3 separate regions of the Homo sapiens genome follow, and regions 2 and 3 are each linked to region 1. A link is an interaction called in ENCODE POLR2A ChIA-PET data of the cell type or tissue named here. Cell type or tissue: MCF 10A. All regions are shown on one strand.

Region 1 (8,000 bases):
GAAGAAGGAAGAACTGCTACAGATGAAAATACATTTAAGATACTTATCAGTTAACCTTTTCTGGATCCTGATTTGAACAAACTTGTGAAAAAAAAAGATAATTGAAAATATCTGGGCCGGGCACGGTGGCTCACGCCTGTAATCCCAGCACTTTGGGAGGCCGAGGCGGGCAGATCACGAGGTCAGGAGATCGAGACCATCCTGGCTAACACAGTGAAACCCCATCTCTACTAAAAATACAAAAAAAATTAGCCGGGCGTGGTGGTGGGTGCCTGTAGTCCCAGCTACTCGGGAGGCTGAGGCAGGAGAATGGTGTGAACCTGGGAGGCGGAGCTTGCGTGAGCCAAGGTTGCGCCACTGCACTCCAGCCTGGGCGACAGAGCGAGACTCCATCTCAAAAAAAAAAAAAGAAAAGAAAAGAAAGGAAAATATTTGAAAACTAACAGGGTATTACATGATAGTAAAGCTTTTAAAATAATTGCTTAGTGGTGTGATAATGGTATTAAGTCCTTATATTTTAAAGAAACATGCTGAAATATTTACAAATGAAATGATGGAGTATCTGGGATTTTGCTTTAAAATATCAGCAAAGAGGCCTAGAGTTAAAACAGACTTGGCCACAGATTGATAAAGTTATGGGGAGGGAAGGTGGCTGTTACATTATTCTCTACTTCTTTGTGTGTTGGAAAGTTTTCATAACCAGTTAAAAATACAGCAGCTGCACACTGCCCTTGTGCATGCATAGTCTTCAGTGCTGAGTGGCTCTGAAGTTGATCGAAGGTATAACCACTGTCAGGTTCAGTTAATTTGAGTGATTCTTAGAAAAATAAATCTGATTGCCCTAAGAAAATAACTAAAAGCCGCCTTCTACAGACCAGGGAAATACTATATTGACATAGAGTTCTGAACACTTCTCTCTTGTTACAATTTTACACATTTAATGGCTAGGATCTTGTCGTGCCTGATGGAACATTTATACACAGAGAAGATGGTAGAAGACTGTGAACACCGTCTCTTAGAGCTGCAGTATTTCATCTCCCGGGATTGGAAGTGAGTATTTTGAAGCCAAAGTAAATGTATTGCCTCAGCCTCTTCTCCTGTGTAGTCATAATTACCTGTATTTATTAAAATAATCAGTAGGAAACTCTTTTTGTTCAGTTCTGGGACAGCTAACACACTCCAATCCCCTGAAAAACTATTCTTTATCACTTTCAGAACATTATCTAAAAGCAGAGTCAGCCCACTACCAGCCTGTACCACACATCCTTGTTCACCACGACTTTGGAAGTCAGGGTCAAAATGTTTCTGATACTACAAAGATCTGTCTAGTAAGAAGTATGGCACCTGTGGGGGTGGCAAAAGCGCCTTCAGATATGTCTCTAAGAAGATAATAGTGCAGTTGTATTTTTATTGATTTGCAGTGGATATGGTAATTGGCTTTTATTTATTTATTCAGAGTTACTGAATTAAGTCTGTCTTAAGGGGTTTTTGTCAATAAGTGACAACTTGATTATCTAATTTCCCTCTCATTCTGTTAACAAAAAGCGGTGGGGGTGGGAGGATGAACTAGGAGAAGGATCCGTATTACAGCCAGAATCACTGAGTTCATTGGCTGTCATTCCCCTCCTCTTTCCGCATCTTGCTTTCTCTCCCCACCTCCAAAGCAGCCAGTGCTGGATCCAACTGCTTCTCTAGCTTTTCAAGTTCAGTGGCTTCTCCATTCGGTTGTTAAGCCACCATGGTGTGGTAGTTAATTTTTTTTGGTGATTAATATATATTTTGGCCAGGCACAGTGGCTCACACCTATAATCCCAGCAGTTTGGGAGGCCTAGGCAGGGGGATAGCTTGAGGCCAGGAGTTTAAGGCCAGCCTGGTCAACATAGCAAGACCTTGTCTCTATAAAAACTAAAAAAAAATCAGCCAGGTATGGTAGTGTGCACCTGTAGTCCTAGCTACCTGAGAGGCTGAAGCAGGAGATTCACTTGAACCGGGCGCGGTGGCTCACGCCTGTAATCCCAGCACTTTGGGAGTCCGAGGTGGGAGGAGAACAAGGGCAGGAGTTCGAGACCATCCTGGCTAACACGGTGAAACCCCATCTCTACTAAAAATACAAAAAAAATTAGCCGGGCGTAGGTGGTGCATGCCTGTAGTCCCAGCTACTCGGGAGGCTGAGGCAGGAGAATGGTGTAAAACCCGGGAGGCGGAGGTTGCCCTGAGCCGATATCGCGCCACTGCCCTCCAGCCTGGGAGACAGAGCGAGACTCCGTCTCAAAAAAAAAAGGAGATTCACTTGAGCCCAGGAGCTGTAGGTTACAGTGAGCTGTGATCATGCCACTGCATGTTAACGGTGAGACCCTATCTCAAAAGACGTGTGTGTGTGCATGTGTTTTGCCCACATACTTTTTCTAGAAAGAGATTACTTGAAGATTCAATATATTCTTATTTCTATTCCTTCAGATTAGCTCTGGAAAGGACTACAGAAAGCTGGGCTGTAATTTCCCTTTGCTTACTCAGGCCATCTCAACCTAAATAGTCTACTGAGTGTATTGCCTTAATCAAAATCACGTTTTCTCCTCTTTAATTCCTTCCCCCATAATAAAAAAAAAAGTGCTGCATAGTTACTCATTAAATATTAGTTCTTAATAGTTACTCATTAAATATTAGCTTTTTTCTCCCATTAACTAGCCATCTACCAAAGTTGACAATATAATATGGACAGAATTAAGCATGCCCTGGTCTGATGTGGAGAAGAAGCAGGCTCATTGTCTAATCCACTGTCTCCAGATTCAGAGTTAAATGTCAAGTCTCATAAATTGATAAGCACACTCAAGTAACCAAAAAGATAACCACCTTACCTGGCACAGGAAGAAGAGAGAAAACTGAATAGGAGACTATTTATCTTGCCATTTCCTGATCTTACTGAATCTAATACATTACATAGGATTGAACTTCATTCCTACTTAGAAAAAGGTATTTAGTAAAAAGTATTAAGTAAAAAGTTGTGAATTGCCTGGTGGTGGCTATAACTCTAGTTTTCTGTTTTCACCCAGGGCATGTGAGTGCTGTCTATTAAAATGTTAGGTATCTAACAAAGCCAAGATATCTTTGAGAGAGACTTTAAATCTTCTGTAGAAGGTTAACAAACTTCTATAGAAAGTTATTCTCCTGCCTAGGCCTCCCACAGTGCTGACTACTGTGTGTTCATTAAGAACAAAATTCACGGCTGGGTGCAGTGCCTTATGCCTGTAATCCCAGCACTTTGAGAGGCCAAGGCAGGCTGATTGCTTGAGCTCAGGAGTTTGAGACCTGCCTGGACAACATGGCGAGACTCTGTTCTACCAAAAATATCAAAAAAGAGCCTGGTGTGTGCCTGTTGCCTCAACTGCTTGGGAGGCTGAGGTGGGAGGATTGCCTTCAAGCCCCGGGGGACGGAGGTTCCAGTGAGTCAAGATAGCACCACTGCACTCCAGCCTGGGTGACAGATTGAGAGATCCTGTGTCAAAAAAAAAAAACAAAAGAACAAAATTCAGGAATATACTTTTACATATCTTCTGTCTCCACGCCCCTGGAAGTGATTATCAATGAGTATACAAGCAAACACCTCATAAAAACCCTGAGCCTGTGTTAGAAGGAAATGTCTATTAATTAGTGGTTATCTTTTAACTCTTAACCTTATAGGCTGGACCCTGTCCTGTACCGCAAGTGCCAGGGAGACGCTTCTCGTCTTTGCCACACCCACGGTTGGAATGAGACCAGTGAATTTATGCCTCAGGGAGCTGTGTTCTCTTGTTTATACAGACACGCCTACCGCACTGAGGAACAGGGAAGGAGGGTATGCAGTGAATATCGACTTCATTTCTTCTTCTTGTCATTTGTTTTTTAAATTGTTTGCTGTATATTCTTCTGATTTCAGTCATATTAGGAAAACTTTTTAGACTATTTTGTGGGGAGAAGATTGCTGCACTTCTAGAAACTTCTTCCTTCCGTGAGTGCACTTAGAGTTGCCCTACCAGCTTCTATCATCTGATTTTATGTTTTTAACAAAGTGGGTGGGGGAAGATTTCCAGATTTTTTTTTTTAATTCCCAAAATCTGAATCACAAATGGACAGTTAAATTCTGCTGTCCTAACTTTATTTAGGTTTAAGGATCCATTAGAAGCTTTTAGCCAGGCTACAAATGGATTTTAGGCTTCTCCTCTTGGCAGCTGAACACATTTGCATTGTCTGCCCATGGACTGGTTGGAGCAGAAACCTCCATACCTCAGTCTCTTGGTATTTGTCTGCCCCAACTGCTGCTTTTTGTTGGGATGTTTGTGTGTGCTGGGGTCTCGGCAGCATCGGCTGCTTCCCGGTGCGCACTGACATGCACTTGTTCTCCACGATGGCTTTCTCTACCTTCTGAGATGCTCCATTATCAGTCCTGCCTTTGTTCCGGAGAGTTGAGATGGTATCACTTCTCATCCATCCTTAGAAATACCCCTTCTGAGCTTAATGCAAAAGCCTGGCTATCTCAAATCCAGAATGAGGGGACTCAGAAGGAAATGGCATACATCAGTTGCTGCTCCCTAACCCAGTGTTTATACTGCTGTGTGAGAAAACGTGGGAATTTGTTTTTTTTTTTTTTTTCTCTCCATATAATGAGCCTCTCATTAACCATGGGGGCTCCCACATCCCGGCATCTTTCTGGTCACTATAGTGACTAGGGGGTAGGAGGTTTATTCTCTTTTAAATAAGAAAGAGTTGGAGTCTGTGGTGCTGGTTTTCTTTTCTTTTTTTTTTTAAATTGAGGTGAAATTCACATAACATAAAATTAACCTTTTTTTTTTTTTTTTTTGAGACAAAGCCTCACTCTTGAATGTGTCTCACTGCACCCCAGGCTGGAGTGCAGTGGTGTGATCTTGGCTCACTGCAACCTCTTCCTCCTGGCTCAAGTGATTCTCCTGCCTCAGCCTCCCGAGTAGCTGGGATTACGGGTGCCTGCCGTCATGCCTGGCTTTTTTTTTTTTTTTTTTTTTTTTTTTGGATTTTTAATAGAGACGGGGTTTCTCCATGTTGGCCAGGTTGGTCTTGAACTCCTGACCTCAGGTGATCCACTCACCTGGGCCTCCCAAAGTGCTGGGATTAGAGGTGTGAGCCACTGCGCCTGGCCAAAATAACCCCCCCCTTTTTTTTTTTTTTGAGACGGAGTTTCACTCTTGTTGGCCCAGGCTGGAGTGCAGTGGTGTGATCTCGGCTCACCACAATCTCCGCCTCCTGCCTCACCCTCCAGATTAGCTGGGATTACAGGCATGCGCCACTACGCCCGGCTAATTTTTGTATTTTTAGTAGAGATGGGGTTTCTCCATATTGGTCAGGCTGGTCTCGAACTCCAGACCTCAGGTGATCTGCCCGCCTCAGCCTCCCAAAGAGCTGGGATTACAGGTGTGAGCCACCGCTCCTGGTCTTAACCATTTTAAAGAGAAAAATTCAGTGACATTTAGTACATTTACAGTGTTGTGTGGTCATCATGTCTGTCTAGTTTCAAAACACTCCATGACTCCAAAAGGAAACCCTGTGTTCATTAAACAGTTACTTTCCATCCCTCCTGCCCCAGGTATGCTGGCTTTTTTTTCTTTTTTTGCAAGAGAGACTAACTGTATCTGTCAATAACAGCTTTGTCATGGCCCTTGGAAAAATACTAGTTTTCACCTGCTTTACCCTCTGCTAATTCTTCATAGCTCATCTAGAAGAGTCCAGTCCTATCTCATAATGTTATATCTACATTTTCCTGCTTTTTCTGATTTAGGTCAATTTGAACTCATTTCTCCTGAGTCAAGTGTATATGCTCTCTTGAATTGGATCTGACCTTCTACCTGGTGTTCATAGACTGACACATTAGTTTTGCTAAGCAAAACAACAAACACAAAACTTTCCAACTAACCTAGTCTGAATGAAGCCAGTTCACTTTTATCAGGATACTGTCATAAAAGAATGTTGTTTATATAGTATATTAGAAACTGCTGAATATGTATAATCGCATTGCTAAAGATATGGGCTTTTCGAAGCCTCTTGCACATTTTATTTATTTATTTATTTATTTATTTATTTATTTATTTTTTTGAGACGGAGTTTCGCTCTTGTTGCCCAGGCTGGAGTGCAGTAGTGCAATCTCAGCTCACCACAATGTCCACCTCCCGGGTTCAAGCGATTCTTCTGCCTCAGCCTCCCGAGTAGCTAGGATTACAGGCATGTGCCACCATGCCTGGCTAATTTTGTGTGTTTAGTAGAGACAGGGTTTCTCCATGTAGGTCAGGCTGGTCTCAAACTCCCGACCTCAGGTGATCCGCCCGCCTCGACCTCCCAAAGTGCTGGGATTACATGCGTGAGCCACCGCACCTGGCCGCAACATTTAATTTTTATTCTGGAAGATATTTGAGGTATAAAATTTGGGAGATAAAATACAGGGTTATTTGTTAGTTTCCTCATAGCAGGTTTATCTCATATCTTTGTGTTTTTGTTTTGTTACCTTTCAAGTATTTAGCTCATTTTTTCTCATGCAGCTCTCACGGGAGTGCCGAGCTGAAGTCCAAAGGATCCTACACCAGCGTGCCATGGATGTCAAGCTGGATCCTGCCCTCCAGGATAAGTGCCTGATTGATCTGGGAAAATGGTGCAGTGAGAAAACAGAGACTGGACAGGTAGGTGACATCGCTTTCTGTTTGTCTTACAATAATGATGATGTTAATGTTTAACATTTTATGCAGAGTACAAACACCATAAAATCCATCTCTCTTTACCTTACAGATGTGATTTGTTGTATTGTTCAATATTTTCTCTGGAAGAAATTCTCAGGAAAATTTTCTCTCTGGTCTTTGTATCAGGAATAGTTGGCAGTGAGTTTGTGTTTGCATTATAGTTATTGTATTTTGTAATTGATTATTTTCCCTCTTCCTGTTGCTTATTAAAACTTCTAGAGCCAATGGTATGGCCTGCCTCTTACAGGTATATAAGATTTCATGGTAGGCATTTTTGTAGAAAGCTTACTACTGGCTCCATTTCACATCCTCTTTCCTTTCCTTTTTGTTTCTCTTCTTTATTCATTTTACTCATTTTTAATTCATTTTCTCCATTAAGTCCTTTTGAGATAAGCAGGGTGTAAATCTGTGCGTATGTGAGTACTGGTCTGCATGAATAGTGGGCATGCCCTAGAACAGTCCCAAAAAACATGTAGAAATGGAATTTTTTCTCACCTGGTTGACAAATTGAAGCTCAGAGAAGTTAAGTGTATACATTCCCTTACCTAAAATTCAGTTCAGTTCATTATATAGCCTCTCCATCTAGGAAGCAGAGGGAAGGAGCAGCCCCCAAAAATTCCCTGAGTGCTGTGATTGGCTCCTTAGGATTGTGTCCCAGTTTAAGGGAAAGAAGGAAAGATGCATGACTGCAGGTCATGTGGGAAGCTAGCTGTCTTCCATCTGAATGCAGGATACTCAGCAGTAGGAATACTGCGTGTTTAAAGCCACATAAATAAGGAGTGAACTCAGGTTTCTGGGTTCCATTTGTACCACTACAAAACCCCCTCTGGAAGTACAGTATGAAAAAGTCACACGTACAGGAATTGGACATTTTAAAGGAGAAACATGGTTGCCTACTCAGGTCTGTTGAGCATAGGACTATCATGTTCAGCAGTCTGTTTCCTGAGCCTGCTACAGTTCTGTTGGGTATATTGTTAGAAAATGCTTATAGTTGAGCTTTCTGTTGCCTCTGTCCAATGAAACAAGGGATATGGTGATTTGGAATCCCAGAAAATAGTTTCCTTTAGAACCCCGAGTAAAGTAAACTTTAGAAAGCTGCACTACATTGCAGCCCGTCATGGAGAAGCTAAACTTAAGAATTCTTTTTTTTTTTTATTTTGAGACAGTTTCACTTTGTCACCCATGCTGGAGTGCAGTGGCACGATCTCGGCTCACTGCAACCTCTGCCTCCCGGGTTCAAGCAATTCTTGTGCCCCAGACTCCTTA
Region 2 (8,000 bases), 110 kb after region 1:
TTGCCAGAAAGATTACGTGAGCTGATACAGAAGGAAAAATTTTGTCCTATGTATTTTCATTAAGACCCAGTGCAAGTCTTCCCTCTTAAAAAAGCTTTAAATGACTACCATTTCTTCCCAGGACTCTTAGTTAACATCCGGTGGCTTCTAGATATAAGAGAAGTTCCTGGGCCGGGTGCCGCGGCCCACGCCTGTAATCCCAGCACTTTGGGAGGCTGAGGCAGGCAGATCACGAGGTCAGGAGATCGAGACCATCCTGGCTAACACGGTGAAACCCCATCTCTACTAAAAATACAAAAAAATTAGCCGGGCATAGTGGTGGGCGCCTGTAGTCCCAGCTACTCGGGAGGCTGAGGCAGGAGAATGGCATGAACCCAGGAGACGGAGCTTGCAGCGAGCCGAGATGGTGCCACTGCACTCCAGCCTGGGTGACTGAGCGAGACTCCGTCTCAAAAAAAAAAAAAGAGAGAGAAGTTCCAGGCCGGGTGTAGTGGCTCATGCCTGTAATCCCAACACTCTGGGAGGCCGAGGCGAGCGGATCACAAGGTCAGGAGATCGAGACCATCCTGGCCAACATAGTGAAACCCCATCTCTATTAAAAATACAAAATTTAGCTGGGTGTGGTGGCACACGCCTGTAATCCCAGCTACTCAGGAGGCAGAGGCAGGAGAATCCCTTGAACCAGGGAGTTGGAGGTTGCAGTGAGCCGAGATCGCACTACAGCAGTCTAGCCTGGCGACACAGTGAGACTCCGTCTCAAAAAAAAAAAAGAAGTTCCTGGCTGGGCGCAGTGGATCAAGAGATCGAGACCATCCTGGCCAACATGGTGAAACCCTGTCTCTACTAAAAATACAAAAATTAGCTGGGCATGGTGGCATGCGCCTGTAGTCCCAGCTGCTCGGGAGGCTGATGCAGGAGAATGGCGTGAACCCGGGAGGCAGAGCTTGCAGTGAGCCAAGATCGCGCCACCGTACTCCAGCCTGGGTGACAAAGCAAGACTCTGTCTCACAAAAAAAAAAAAAAAAAAAAAAAGTACTGATTGTTACTCGCAACATTCTTCTCTTCCCATGGTGTGAATGAGAACATCCCTGCTTTCCACACAAACACAGGCTCTCAAGCACACGAGAAGCATGCCAGGTGTCAGGTCCTTTCTGTGAAGTCGGTTGTAGGCAGATGTCCAGTCTACTGATGGCGACAAGAACTTCAGAGGGAGGAGGGAGGCCTTCCCCACAGCCATGCCGGTGCTGGAGGGAGGTAAGATAAACGCCTGCATCTTAGCGACCTCAGATCCAAATTCATTCTTACACTGTGGTAACATAGGTATGTCAAATGTTTGTCTGTACACTGTTTATCCTGTGTGGTAGCAAACACATTTACCAAGTCACTGCAGATGAATATTTCACAAGAGGACTTGACAAGCGTAATTAAAACGTCTGTTTAGGGCAGGACGTGGTGGCTCATGCCTCTAATCCCAGCACATTGGGAGGCCAAGGCAGGTGGATCTCTTGAGGTCAGGAGTTTAATGCCAGCCTCAGCAACATAGTGAAACCCCACCTCTACCAAAAAATACAAAAGTTAGCTGGGGACGGTGGAACACGCCTGAGGTCTCAGCTATTCGGGAGGCTGAGGTGGGAGAATCGCTAGAGCCCAGGAAGTTAAGACTGCAGTGAGCCGTGATTGCACCACTGTGCTCCAGCCTGGGTGACAGAGTGAGAGCTAATCTCAAAAAATAAAAATAGGCTGGACGCGGTGGCTCACACCTGTAATTCCAGCACTTTGGGAGGCCTAGGTGGGCGGATCATGAGGTCAGGAGTTTGGGACCAGCCTGGCCAACATAGTGAAACCCTGTCTCTAATAAAAATACAAAAATTAGCCCAGCGTGGTGGCGCACGCCTGTACAGTCCCAGCTACTGGGGAGGCTGAGGTAGGAGAATCGCCTGAACCTGGGAGGCAGAGGTTGCAGTGAACCGAGACCACGCCATTGCACTCCAGCCTGGGCAACAGAGTGAGCCTCCATCTAAAAAATAATAATAAAATAAAAACACTCAACCCCCTAGAAAAAATAGTGCATCAGTGGTTATGAGAACCTACTAAGGACAAGACCCATCTTTGACAATGAAAGGGGCCTTAGGACTTCCTTCCTTTTTTTTTTTTTTTTTTTTTGAGACAGTCTCGCTCTGTCACCTAGGCTAGAGTGCAGTGACACAATCTTAGCTCACTGCAACCTCCGCCTCCTGGGTTTAAGCAATTCTCCTGTCCCAGCCTCCCAAGTAGCTGGGATTACAGGCATGTGTCACCACGCCCAGCTAATTTTTGTATTTTTTAGTAGAGATGGGGTTTCACCATATTGATCAGGCTGGTCTCGAACTTCTGACCTCACGTGATCCAACTGCCTTGGCCTCCCAAAGTGCTGGCATTATAGGCATGAGCCACCGCACCCAGCCTGACTTAGCATTTTGGAGTGGAGGCCGATCATGGTGATGGAGAAGGAAATCAGGGACAGATCTATACCATTTGTTTGCTATTTACTGCACGTAAACAGAATGAAATCAACACATTAAGTATTTCACTTGATTTCATCCACCATCTCCTGCAGACAACCAGGTTTCTCCCAAATTCATGTGCCTGGAAATGGCTTGAACCAAATGGTTCATGAGGAAAACCTGTGATATTTTTCATGAAATTGCCACATCTGGGCATCAGGAAAGCCTTCCCCGAGAATGTCTCAAATTGGTCAGCCGTTTTCTCTTTTTTTAGACAGGTAGGTGTCCCCAAGCATTCAATCCTAGCTAAAATATGGAAGTATTTATCTAGCACAGGAGCCTATGGCATAGTTTCAGTCCACTGTCTGGCAGACCTCATCTGGGCTGTCTTTGTGTGATTTGACTGGCCAGTAAATGGGGTATAAACTATGTAGGCTGTGGCCTGGCCTTGTGACAGAGGGGTCCCTGGAACTTGACTGCCACTCCCTAAGAGCAGAAACCGCCTCTTTCTTGTACACTGCTGGATCCCATCATCCTGCACAGTGCCTGGCTACAGGTGGCCAGCAATAAAACACAAGATTGGGGCAGGCACAGTGGCTCACGCCTGTAATCCCAGGACTTTGGGAGGCTGAGATGGAAGGATCACTTGAAGCCAGGAGTTCAGGCCCAGCCTGGGCAACACAGTGAGCCTATCTCTACAAAAAAAAAAAAAATTTTTTTTAATTAATAAAACACAAGATTGGTTTGTGTGGTGAGACAGTATTGAATCCAACAAACGGGAACTGGATAGTGTGGCCCAAGATGCAATGGTGGCTGCAGCATGAGACCCTTATGCATATAATATTCAGTGGAAGAGGTGCCAGGCACTGTTCTGGGTGCTGAGAATAAAGCTATGCATAAGACTAAGGTTCTGTCGACAGAGATCGTGTCACACCAGTGGAAAAGACAGTCATCAAACTTATATCCTTGAGTCAGTGATGACTTCTAGAAGGAAAGAAAAGGCTGATGTGACGGTGAGGAAGGGATGAGTGGAGACTTCTCTGAGACTTCAGTGATTCCTCTTCCTCTGAGCTGAGCCAAGCTGAGAAGCTGAGAAGAGTAAGATAGGGCCGGGAACTCAGGTCCGTTAGTCCGTCCTCCGAGGTGGGGCGGGCCAGCAGAATGGATTTCCGATCTACTCTGTGAGAGCCTCGCCCAAGAAAGCCCAGAGCCACTTCCAAGATCCGCGCTCCCACGGCGATGAGAAGCGTTTTCCCCCGGGACTGCTTGGCTTAGGACTGGGGACCCACTGGCTTTGGAGTAAGCCCTGGCACGGGCCTCGAGGGAAGAAAGAACCCCCGCGCTCCCCACACTCCACAGGGCCTGCGATCATCTCAGATGTTCCGGTTCCACGTGCAGAAACCCCGCCGGTCCGAGGCCCGGGTTCTAAAACGGCCCTAAGAGTCAAGGCTTCCACAGCTCGCCTCTGAGGGTGGCAAAGAGGCCGCGGGGGCGGTGCCTCGCGAGACCCAAACAAGCCCACGTGGCAGGGGCGGGGCTCCGCGAGGGCGTCACGGCGCGCTCGGGCGCGGCTGAGGTCACGCGCCGGCGGTACCCGTGCCCGGGGGCCGTAAAGCGCGGAAGGTCGCGGTCTCGGCTTCCCCGGAACTTTTTGCTCGCTTCGCCCCGCCCCCTTCCCATCCCCGAACCCCGCTTTCCGGCCCGCGGCGACCGCCGGCAACTGTTGTGGCTGCCGCATTGCTCCCGCCGGGCTGTAGCTGAGCGCGGAGCCCGTGGGGGCCGGTGAGGTAAGGAGATAGCTTCGGGGCAACTCTGGCCTCCCCGTCCGCGCGGGCCTAAGCGCCCCGGGACCCCTGGGTTCCCCTCTTTCTCCTTTGGTTTCGCCCGGGGGTGGTCCCCGCTAGCTCACGCTTCCAGTGGGTTCCGCCTGGCCTCTCGCGAAGTCGCGTCCGGGCGGTAGTACTCGTCCCCGTAAGGTTGTCCGCTCGTGCCTTGGCTTGTGTCCTCGGCTACCCCTGGGCCTGCGCACCGCTCCTCCAGGAGCCTGCACCTCAGCCCCGATGCCAGGGCGGCCGGGGTGACCTCGGGCTCCCCAGTCTTGGGCTTGCACACCCCTGCGGCGCAGAGCCAACTCCAGCTTGTCTAGCCCGGTCCTCCATCCCTGCAGATGGAACTGTTTTCCCGCGTTGAGACGTGCGGTCCGCTTGTGCTTTCAGAACTAGTAAGACTGCTGCAGAGTCCGGAGGAAGAAGTCACCTAGAAAAGTCTGGGACAGGGCAGTAAGCTTCCTTCTTAATGTTTGACCTTTGGGGGCCGATGTGTGATACCTCGGATTTGAATCAAGAATCTCCAAGCCCATTTTCCGCATGCATGTAAACGTGATGTACCGGGATGGGGGCTGGTGGTGGAGGAGGAGCCAGCCCAACGGATATGCGTTTCCAGTGGCAGGGACTTGTGTTAATTTCTTTTTTCTTTTTTCTTTTTTTTTCTTTTTTCCGAGACGGAGTCTCACTCTGTCGCCCAGGCGGGAGTGCAGTGGCGCGATCTCGGCTCACTGCAACCTCTGCCTCCTGGGTTCAAGCAATTCTCCTGCCTCAGCCTCCCAAGTAGCTGGGAATACAGGTGTGCGCCACCACGCCCGGCTAATTTTTGTGTTTTTAGTAGAGACGGGGTTTCACTATGTTGGCCAGGCTGGTCTGGAACTCCTGACCTCGTGATTCGCCCGCCTCAGCCTCCCAAAGTGCTGGGATTACAGGCGTGAGCCACTGCGCCCGGCCAACTTGTGCTAATTTCTTAAACTTGCGTGATCACCTGGTGTACTTGTTGAAAAATACAGCTCCCTGGCGTGGCAGGATCAGAATCTGCCGAGGTGGACCGTGGGAATCTGTCATTTTTAAACAAGTGTCCCAGGTGGTTCTTTTGCTGAGGCAAGTGTGGGAAATGTGTGAACCCACGCTCATCCAGTCTTCCTTGTGACCGGCAGTCCACTGTGCGCAACGCTGCAGCCATACAGAGGGACTACTCGAAGTTAGAACTAGCACCTTGGTCTTGTTGGAATAAGCAGATCTGAGTAGAGCCAGCTGCAGTCTTATGGTTGTTTAGCAGAAGTTATTCTTCTTAGCAGAGAATATTATACGGTCATTTTCCAGAACTGTAAAAACTCTATCATTTGTTTTAAACCAGATGATGTGCTTCATTTCTGTCTTTGACGTCTTCAGTTTCTTCTCCCCTGGCTTTACCTCCTTTGCTATCAGTTTGTGCTTTGGTTTTGCTGCCAACCTTATAGGCTTAGGTTTGGCGGCAAAGGCACTAGACTCTGGTGCCTTCTTTTCCTTCGTTGTCTTAAGCCCTTCTTTTCCTCTGCCCTCATGCCCTCACCACTTCACTCTTTTGAAGGTCATAATGAACACAAGGTCAGAGATCCCTTTTTTGGCGCCAAGCACCCTGGGCTTTTTTGAGATGGAGTCTCACTGTGTCACCCAGGCAGTGGCGCGACTCTGCGCACTGCAGCCTCCATCTCCCTGGTTGAAGCAATTTTCCTGTCTCAGCCTCCTGAGTAGCTGGGACTACAGGTGCAAGCCACGACACCTGGCTAATTTTTCTGTTTTTAGTAGAGACGGGGTTTCACCATGCTGATCAGGCTGGTCTCAAACTCCTGACCTCAAATGATCCACCCACCTTGGCCTCCCAAAGTGCTAGGATTACAGGTGTGAGCCCCTGCGCCTGGCCTTTTTTTGTTTTGTTTTGTTTAAGACAGAGTCTCACTGTGTCACCCAGGCAGGAGTGCAGTAGCATAATCTCGGCTCACTGCAACCTCTGTCTCCCAGGCTCAAGCGATCCTCCTACCTCAGGAGTTCAGGACCAGCCTGGGCAACATAGTGAGCCCATCTCTACAAAAAAAAAAAAAAAAATTTAAAAAATTAATAAAACACAAGATTGGCCTGTGTGGTGAGACAGTATTGAATCCAACAAACGGGAACTGGTTAGTGAGGCCCAAGATGCAATGGTGGCCGCACCATGAGTACCTGGGACCACAGGTGCGTGCCACCACACCCAGCTAATTTTTTGTATCTTTGGTAGAGACGGAGTTTCACCATGTTTGCCAGGCTGGTCTCCAATTTCCGACCTCAAATGATCTACCCGCCTCGGCCTCCCAAAGTGCTGAGATTACAGGCGTGAGACATGGCGCCCGGCCTAAAGTTTTTTTTTAATTCCTCCTTAAAACTCATCTGTTACTGTGTTTGTTCTGCCACCTTTGCAATTCCCTTTCTCTGTTAGGGGAATGTGCTTAATGGTTCAGTCCTCACAGCTGTCCTTTCCTTACCATCTGCTTTTATTTGAAAGGTAGCGTGGAGTCATGATTAAATAGCCGGCCACTAATGCCAAATTGGCAGGGTTCTGCTACTCAACAGTTTGGTAGGACCTTGGGTGAGTCACTTCCACTTATCTGTGCCTGTTTCCTCAAGTGTAGAATAGAAATGCTAGTATCTACCTCATAAGGTTGTGAGGATTAAATTAGTTATATACATAGGCAGTATCTGGTGCATTGTAACTACTTATAAAAATATTAGCTTTAAAAATTATTGGCCGGTCACAGTGGCTCATGCCTGTAATCCCAGCACTTTGGGAGGCCAAGGTGGGTGGATCACCTGAGGTCAGGAGTTCGAGACCAGCCTGGCCAACATGGTGAAACTCCATCTCTACTAAAAATACAAAAAATTAGTCGGGCACAGTGGCGTGCGCCTGTAATCCCAGCTACTCGGGAGGCTGAGGCGGGAGAAACACTTGAACCTGGAAGGCAGAGGTTGCAGTGAGCTGAGATCACGCCTCTGCACTTCAGCCTGGGCGACAGAGTGAGACTCTGTTTCACAATAAATAAAAATAAAAATAATTCTCTCAGGTATTTAGATATCTCCTCAAATCTGGGGGTCCTACCTTTGATTTTTTCCCCCCATCTTCTTTGTTCTCTGTTCTCATTCATGCATCAACATATATTTCCTAGGTACCTATGCTGAACGCTGGGAAAATTGAGCAATTTATAAGGTTTCTGCTCTTAGTTCCATTATAATAGGGAAATAATAGGCCGGGTGTGGTGGCTTAGCCTGTAATTCCAGCACTTTGGGAGGCCAATGTGGGCAGATCACTTGAGGTCAGGAGCTCGAGACCATCCTGGGCAACGTAGTGAGACCTCACCTCTACAAATATTCATAATTTTAAAATTAGCTGAGTGTGATGGTACACATCTGTGGTCCCAGCTACTCTGGAGGCTGAGGTGGGAGGATCGCTTGAGTCTGGGTGGTTGAGACTGCAGTGAGCCATGATCATGCCGCTGTACTCCAGCCTGCATGACAGACCTCGTCTCAAAAAATAATAAAAAATAACTACCACTTACTGAGTGCTTCTTAGGTGCTTGTACCATGTTCTTCCTGCCTTGTCTGATTTAGTCTTTGCAGCAACCATGTGAGGTAGGTGTTTCTAGCCCGTGTTACAGATGAGGAGTTCAAAGCCTAGAGATTT
Region 3 (8,000 bases), 89 kb before region 1:
TGTAGTAAAGATCTTCTGAGGGCCAACTGTCAGGGTTTTTTTGTCTAGAAATATCTTCATTCTACCCTATTCTTAAAAGATATTTTTGCTGGGCTTATGTGTCAATTATCTATTTCTGGGTCTGAGGATATGTGAAAAACCAAAGAGTTTTTCCTACTATCTACTCTCAATATAGTCACTCAACACTTCTGGCACCAGATGTATGGATTTTTTTACCCCCACCAACAACCAATTCTGCAGATAATTCTGCAGTGTATACCCACTGAGTGTCCTCTAATTCAGCTCAATCCTTGACACTATATACCTGGAAATAGCATCAGATCCCACAGGTTGAGAGCTCATTCCCATAAGACAGCCCGTCACTTCAGATGCCAGTTTCAAACACAGGTTTGACCTGTGCTTCTGACCAACCTGCTATAAATTGGGCTTCCCACAGGCACCACCCCCTCCCACCCCTCACTATCCTTGGGTTCAGTGAATTTGCTAGAGCAGGTCACAGAACTCAAGGGAACACTTCTATTTACAAGTATTTTAAGGAATATTATGAAGGACACAGATGAACAGCCAGTTGGAAGAGGTGCATAGGGCGAGGTATGGGAGAAGGGGCAAGGAGCTTCTATGCCCTCTCCAGGCAGGCCACTCTCCAGGAACCTGTGTCCAGTTATCTGGAAGACCTCAGAACCCAGTCCTTTGGGGTGTTTTGTGTTTTTTTTTTTTTGTTTGTTTTTTTTTTGAGACAGAGTCTCACTCTGTTTCCCAGGCTGGAGGGCAGTGGTGCGATCTCGGCTCACACTGCAACCTCCGCCTCCCAAGTTCAAGTGACTCTCCTGCCTCAGCCTTGCGAGTAGCTGGGATTACAGGTGGGTGTCACCATGCCCAGCTAAATTTTATATCTTTGGTAGAGACGGGGTTTCACTGTGTTGGCCAGGCTTGTCTTGAACTCCTGACCTCAGGTGATCCACCCATTTCGGCCTCCCCAAGTGCTGGGATTACAGGTGCGAGCCACCGTGCCCAGCCCCTTTGGGGTTTTTATGGAGTCTTCATTACTTAGGCATCATTGCCCTTTGGTGATCAACTTAACCTTCAGCCCCTTTCCCCTCCCTGGAGATTGGGGGTGGGCCTGAAAGTCCCAACCCTCCAATCATGCCTTGGTTTTTCCAGTGACTAGCCCCATCCTAAATTAGCTTTTTAAGCGCCACCACCACCCCCAACACCACCATTCAATTCATTCAGTAGCATGCAAAAGACAGTTATCTCTTCTGAGACTCCAAGGCTTTTAGTTAGATCTGTGCGTCAGGAAACAGGCACAGAGACCAAGTATCTATTCCACAGTATCACATGCTGGGAACACACCACCCCAAACTTCTTTTGCATTTTATTGTTAGTTACTTTCATTTTGTTTTCTAATCTTTTTAGTATTTTTATTTTTATTTTTTGAGACAGGGTCTCTGTCACCCAGGCTTCAGTGCAGTGGTGCAGTCACACCTCGATCTTCTGGGCTTAGGCTATCTTCCCACATCAGCCTCCCAAATAGCTGGGACCACAGGCGTGCACCACTGTGCCCGGCTAATTTTTTTTTTTTTTTCCTTTTTGAGATGGAGCCTTGCTCTGTTGCCCAGGCTGGAGTGCGGTGGCTGTATCTCAGCTCTCTGCAGCCTCTGCCTCCTGGGTACGAGCGATTCTCTTGCCTCAGTCTCCTGAAAGTAGCTGGCACCTGGCTAATTTTATTATTATTTATAAAGACAAGGTCTCTGAATGTTGCCCAGTCTGGTCTCTAGCTTCTGGGCTCAAGTGATCTTCCCACCTCAGTTGCCCAAAACATGGATTACTTGCGTGAGCCTCTGTACCCGGTCCCAAACTTAATGACTCAAGAACAACAACTACATATTTGCCCCTGAATCTGTGGGTCAGATTTTTGGGCAGTACTCAATGGGATCCCTTATCTCTCTGGTATACATGGTTATAGTTGGGCTCATTCATGTATCTGTAGTCACTTGGCAGGTCAGCTGTGGGTTGGACAGACCCAGATGGCCTCACTTACATGTCTGGTAGTTTGTTGGGTGAAAAAAGCAACTGGGCTCCATGTCTCATCATCTAGCTTGCTGTCTCACTCCTTCACATGGCTGGGTCCAAAAATCAATACGGAAAGGACAAGCTCCAGTGTACAAGCACTTTTCAGTCCTCTGATGTCACATTTGCTAATGTTTTACTGACCAAAGCAGGTCAGGTAGCCATGCCCAGATTCAAAAGGTTAAAGTGCCAAGTGAGGTGTGGTTAAAAAAAAAAAAAGACCAAAAAAACACAAAGAGTGAAGGAATTATAATCCATCTGTTTTTTGAGGGGCCAGCGGGTGGTAGGCGGACAGGGTCTTATGCTGTCATCCAAGCTGGAATGCAGTGGCATGATTGTAGCTTGCTGTAGCCTCAAACTCCTGGGCTCAACCCATTCTCCCACTTCAGCCTTCCAAGTGGCTGTGTCTGTAGGCGTGTGCCACCACACCTGGCTGATTTTTTATAGAGACAGGGTCCCACTATGTTGACCAAGCTGGTCTCAAACTCCTGATCTCAAGTGATGCTCCTGCCCTGGCGTCCCAAAGTGTTGTGATTACAGATGAGAGCCACTGTGCCTGGCCTGACTCCATCTGTTGATGGCATGAGCAACAATGTCACATTCAAAGGGCTGTGCTTTCAGAAAGGGGGGCAGGTGGGATTTGTGGCCTTGAAAAAATCCATCACAGTATAGAATTTTAGGTTGGAATATATTTTTCTTTCAGTGCATTTTTTTTTATTCCACTGTCTTTTGGCTTTCATTTTTGCTATTGAGCAGTTTATTCCTATAGCTTCTTTTAAGATTTTCTGAGGCTGAGAAATGCTTCACAATTATTATGTGAATTAAAAGATAAATGTAAAGAGACAAATACCTGGTAGTTTGCTGGTACCAGTAGAGAGACAAATAGCTGGTGGTTTTATGATGTTTTTGCACCAAAGTTTATTAGACAGCTGGAGAAATGGTGAAGTCAGGTGTGTGTACAAAAGCACCTAGAAGGAAATAGGTGATGTAGAAGTGAAAATATTCATTGGATTTATTATTCTGATTGATTTTTATTAATATAAAAATGAAAATATTTTGTAATTATGGAGCAAAAACCATTTGTCTTTTCAATAAAATTATGAGCCATCAAAAAATTTCAAAACTATTGTTTTTTTTTTTTCTTTCCTTTTCTTTTTTTTGAGACGGGGTTTGCTGTGTTGCCCAAACTGGTCTCAAACTCCTGGGCTCAAGCGATCCACTGGCCTCAGCCTCCCAAAATGCTGGAATTACAGGTGTGAGCCATTGCGCCCGGCCAAAACCGTTGCTTTTTTTTTTTTTTCTTTTTTTTTTTTTGAGTTGGAGTTTCAATCTGTCGCCCAGGCTAGGGTGCAGTGGCGTGATCTTGGCTCGCTGGAACTCTGTTCCCCAGGTTCAAGTGATTCTCCTGCTTCAGCCTCCCATGTAGCTGGAATTACAGGTGAGCCCCACCATGCCCAGCTAATTTTTTGTATTTTTAGTAGAGATGCGGTTTCACCATGTTGGCCAGGCTGGTCTTGAGCTCCTGACCTCAGGTGATCCACCCATCTCGGCCTCCCAAAGTGCTGGGATTACAAGTGTGAGCCACTGTGCATGGCACTATTGCATTTTGATGATACAAGTGCAAATATGAGAACTAGAAATAATGATAAGCTAGACTCTGTTAGAGATGTATTTGAAACTGGAATCAGTATTTACGAGGTGGATGTGTTCCAGGTTTGTGAATGACAGTTGATAAGCAGCTGGCATTGTTCAGTTCAGGTATATATACCTTCAAACCCAAGGAAACATAGAATAAATACTTGGGTTTACTGTGTTTAAATGTCTATTAAAGTTTCTTTGCCTTTCTGCTGATTATCGTTTATGATGTCTTGTTTCAGAAAGGATTTTTATTTGCTTATGCTAGGGAATTCTGACCACTCCATTCTAAGACCATCTTACATCATTCTCACAGTTCGAGGTTTTCTGAAACACCCATACAGTACAAATCTGTGCTCAGATCTGTGGAAAGGCTGGTTTACTTCTGATTCACCCTTGTCTTAAGGGTGTAGCCTTTTGAGATGCCAGCTTTAAGTGAGGACTATCTCATTAGATTTCCTACCTTGGGCAGGCCTTGGGCTTGGTTTCTGCCCACACGGCCCTTCAGTCATTTTGATGGGTTTAGCAAGTGCCTTCAAGGCAGAAGTGAGCTTTTGAGCTCTCCTGTGTTCTTGGGTATGTACCCCCTTTTCCTTCAGTTCTGGCTTGACAGTAATTTACGGTATTTTTAGCTCTTTATTGCTTTTAAGAAGATTTTTGTTTTCCAACACTTTTAGTTGTTTATAGTTAAAGGGTTGTTCTAAATAACCACTTCCAGAAGCAGATAACTGCACTTATTTTTAAGCTTTTCTGTTACTTTGCATGTGCACCTGATTTAAGATACTATTGGTTAAGCACTTTGCAAATAGAAAATATACGTACAGGCCAGGCGCAGTGGCTCATGCCTGTAATCCCAGCACTTTGGGAGGCCGAGGTGGGCGGATCACCTGATATCAGGAGTTCTAGACCAGCCTGGCCAACATGGTGAAACCCCGTCTCTACTAAAAACATAAAAATTAGCCAGGCGTGGTGGTGTGCAACTGTAATCACAGCTACTCAGGAGGCTGAGGCAGGAGAATCGCTTGAACCCGGGAGGCGGAGGTTCCAGTGAGCCGAGATCATGCCATTGCACTCCAGCCTGGGCGAAAGAGCAAGAGTCCGTCTCAAAAAAAAAAAAAAAAAGCAGTAAAATTATTCTGATACTTCTTTCTGCTTTATCAGAGTGAGATTTAAGTAAAAAGTTCATGTTCCTCACTATATCAGTTAGGAGTTATGATTCTTTTATAGTAATAGGAAGTCCTTTCCAAACTAGCTTCAGGTAAAAAGAGAATTTGCCTCATATAACTGTAAAGACAAGGTTTAGCACAGGCTTCAGGCTTAGATAGGTATTGATACTTGGCATCTTAGCAGGACTGACTTCTCTTACCATCTGCTTCTGGGCTGGCTTCTTTCACAGTCTCCACGTTGTGGCAAGGTGGCCAAAGTAGCTTTTATTCCTGTTCCTCCATGTGTCCCAGCATTATTGCAAATGTTGTATTGTTTGTCATTGTCTGAGTCCCTGAACCAGTTAGGAATGTTATGTGCATAGTCTTGGATTATGTGGACTCATTTGCTCTATCTGTGTCAGGAATGAGGCCCGACCTGGAGCACTCAGACTGAGATTGACAGAGTTGGGTGAATCCCCAAAAGAAAGCCAGGAGGCTAGAGAAGCAGACAATGAAAGTGCACCATATGGCCGGGCGCGGTGGCTCACGCCTGTAATCCCAGCACTTTGGGAGGCCGAGGCGGGTGGATCATGAGGTCAGGAGATCGAGACCATCCTGGCTAACAAGGTGAAACCCCGTCTCTACTAAAAATACAAAAAATTAGCCGGGCGCGGTGGCGGGCGCCTGTAGTCCCAGCTACTCGGGAGGCTGAGGCAGGAGAATGGCGTGAACCCGGGAAGCGGAGCTTGCAGTGAGCCGAGATTGCGCCACTGCAGTCCGCAGTCCGACCTGGGCGACAGAGCGAGACTCCGTCTCAAAAAAAAAAAAAAAAAAAAAAAAAGAAAGTGCACCATATATAGTAAGGTTTCAGCACAGGAAGCAGTGATTTTTATCTTTTGGAGTTTTACTTCTGACGTGACCCAAATGAAGAATAGTCCTGTGTCCTAGGAAACCCCAATGTTTTGTATTTGCTTCTATCATTAGAATAAAGAGATACCTGTCAATTTCTCATTTCAAATTCTAAAGCGCTGGCATTACAAATTTCAGTGAAACTATTGTGAGCCAGGCCAGAGCTGAGGGACGTGTTACAACATTGGTAATTGAACTTAACTCTGTTCCTCCTACCAACAAAACAAAAGAAACAGCTAACTCCTCTCTCTGTCTGTCTCTCTCTCTCTCTCTCTGTCTCTCTCTCCCCGCTCCCTACACCCCCCACACACAACACACACACACACAATTACATGTAATCATGTAATTTTATTCAAGATTTTCTCCTATAGAAAATTCAAAAATGCTAGATTTTAGGAGACCCATTAAGCGGCCTGAAAGGTTTTCTTAGATTCTTTTTCTGGGCAAAGACAATTTTCTTTTTCTTAGCTTCCTATAGTTTTGCAACATCTTAAACATTTTCTCCTCTGATATCTATATTCTTTGCGTGACTATATATACTTTTCATTCACATCTTAGCAATATGTGTTAGGTTTAAAATAATTAATGTTTAAATATTTCTGTTGTTTATTTAAAGTTTCCTGCAGGGTATTATTTTCCTGGTGTGGAGAATAAATTGTGGTGGAAAAAAATTTGTTGTATCTTCTACTTCCCATCAGATATTTATTATGCACTTTCTCCATTCTGAGTTCTAGGGTTGGGAATGGTCTTGACTCTGTAATGCTACTAAAATTATACTTTTGAAAGTATAAGAATAATAATCTAATAGTATGACTAAAGGATATAAAAGGCAAATTACAACAGAATAGGCATGGAGGGGAAAAAAAGAGACCTGCTCAGAGGTTAACTCTTCGAGAGAATGAAGACGGTAGTCTGGATTAAAGTCATGACAGAAGGAAAAGAGATTGACTAAATCTAAACAACATTGGAAAAAGATGACAATGGAGAGCTCTTTAAAGGATTAAAATATGAGACATACAGGAGAAAAATTAAAGATAAACCAAAAGTTTCACTGGGTATGTGGGGGTTACTCCCTGTGGGAACGATGAAGCCGTGGTAGAAAGAACTGGCTTGGGGACAAAAATAAATTCTGTTAAATAAATAAATAGAAAAGACAAATGTCCTGTAGAGAAGAATCACAAATAATTTATGTAGATACTTTCCCTGTCCAGGAGGTGGGCCTCTGCATTTCTTTCTTGATGATGGGCTGAGCTTGGTGAATTGCTTCCAAAGAGTAGCCTATGGGAAGGTGGAAAGGGAATCATTTTACAGTGGAGAAACCTTGGCCAAGTGATCAAAGTTGACGTTATGAGTGAGGTGGTGTTTGTAGCATGTATGCCTTTGATGCGATTGTTGAGAATGGCACTTTACCTATATGGTCTTTCTCCAAAAAGCCTATAACCCATGAGGAAAACGTCACACAAACCCAAATTGAGGGACGTTCTACAAAATACCTGACGAGGTTTCCTCAAAACAGTCAAGATCATCAGAACAAGGAGCCTAAGAAGGCATGGTGACTAAATCCTGGATGGGATCCTGTAACAAAGACGGAACGTTAGAAAACACTGCTTTAAGCAAAACCAAACCTAAACCAAACTTTTTAGTTTGGTTTGTATTAGGCAGTGTTCTCCAGAGACATAGAACCAATAAGGTGTGTTAAAAGAAAAACTTCAGACAAATTTAACAGAATTTAATTGTGCAAAGAATAATTTGCGAATCAGGCAGCCTCTCGAACCAGGAAAGGTTGAGAACTACTCTGGTGCTGGTGTATGGTTGGAGAGGATTTATGGACAGAAAAAGGAAAGTGACATACAGGAAAGGAAGTGAGGTACAGAAACTGCAGGATTGGTTACAGCTGGGCCTTTGGCTTATCTGAACACAGTTTAAGCAGTTGGCGGTCTATGAGTGAAGTATGGCTGCTGTGATTGGCGGAGACTGAGTTACTTGTTACAGGAGTAGGTTGCAGTTTGTTTTCTCTTCTAGTCAGGTTACAGTTCCCTATGTACTGAGAAATCTTTAGGCCCGAACTTAAAATATGTAAGAAGGCAGCTTTAGGCTAACTTTAACAATTCCCCTCTTTGGTCAACCTCTCAGTTTTGTTTTGTTATTGTTGTTGTTTTTGAGATGGAGTGGCTCTGTTGCCTAGACTGGGGTGTAGTCATAAAATCTCGGTTCACTGCAACTTCTGCCCCCTGGGTTCAA

The links. ChIA-PET counts read pairs that join two places held together with the same protein. Peaks named below come from ENCODE experiments on the same cell type or tissue, not always from the same donor. Only the 100,000 strongest peaks of a DNase experiment are listed, where the experiment ranks them.
Region 2: POLR2A ChIA-PET joins it to region 1 with 5 read pairs; 6 of 35 experiments call an interaction of 5 or more read pairs at or near these places.
Region 3: POLR2A ChIA-PET joins it to region 1 with 5 read pairs; 7 of 35 experiments call an interaction of 5 or more read pairs at or near these places.

Annotation. Positions count from the first base shown.
Region 1 is chr16:74,476,073-74,484,072 of GRCh38, reverse strand. It overlaps GLG1 (golgi glycoprotein 1), which reads left to right. Exons shown (of 26, transcript NM_001145667.2): 10 at 949-1,050; 11 at 3,679-3,832; 12 at 6,540-6,677. Among named protein-coding and RNA genes, the nearest start is that of CLEC18B, 59 kb to the right of the region's middle. In MCF 10A, no CTCF peak of the experiment used is centred here; a DNase peak (open chromatin) is centred at 3,752.
Region 2 is chr16:74,364,335-74,372,334 of GRCh38, reverse strand. It overlaps the pseudogene PDPR2P. Among named protein-coding and RNA genes, the nearest start is that of NPIPB15, 8.0 kb to the left of the region's middle. RefSeq lists an enhancer at 3,790-3,839 and silencers at 3,870-4,121, 3,900-4,189. In MCF 10A, no CTCF peak of the experiment used is centred here; a DNase peak (open chromatin) is centred at 4,054.
Region 3 is chr16:74,565,246-74,573,245 of GRCh38, reverse strand. The region is part of intron 1 of GLG1 (golgi glycoprotein 1); the gene reads left to right. Among named protein-coding and RNA genes, the nearest start is that of GLG1, 38 kb to the left of the region's middle. RefSeq lists enhancers at 5,006-5,505, 7,148-7,649. In MCF 10A, no CTCF peak of the experiment used is centred here; no DNase peak of the experiment used is centred here.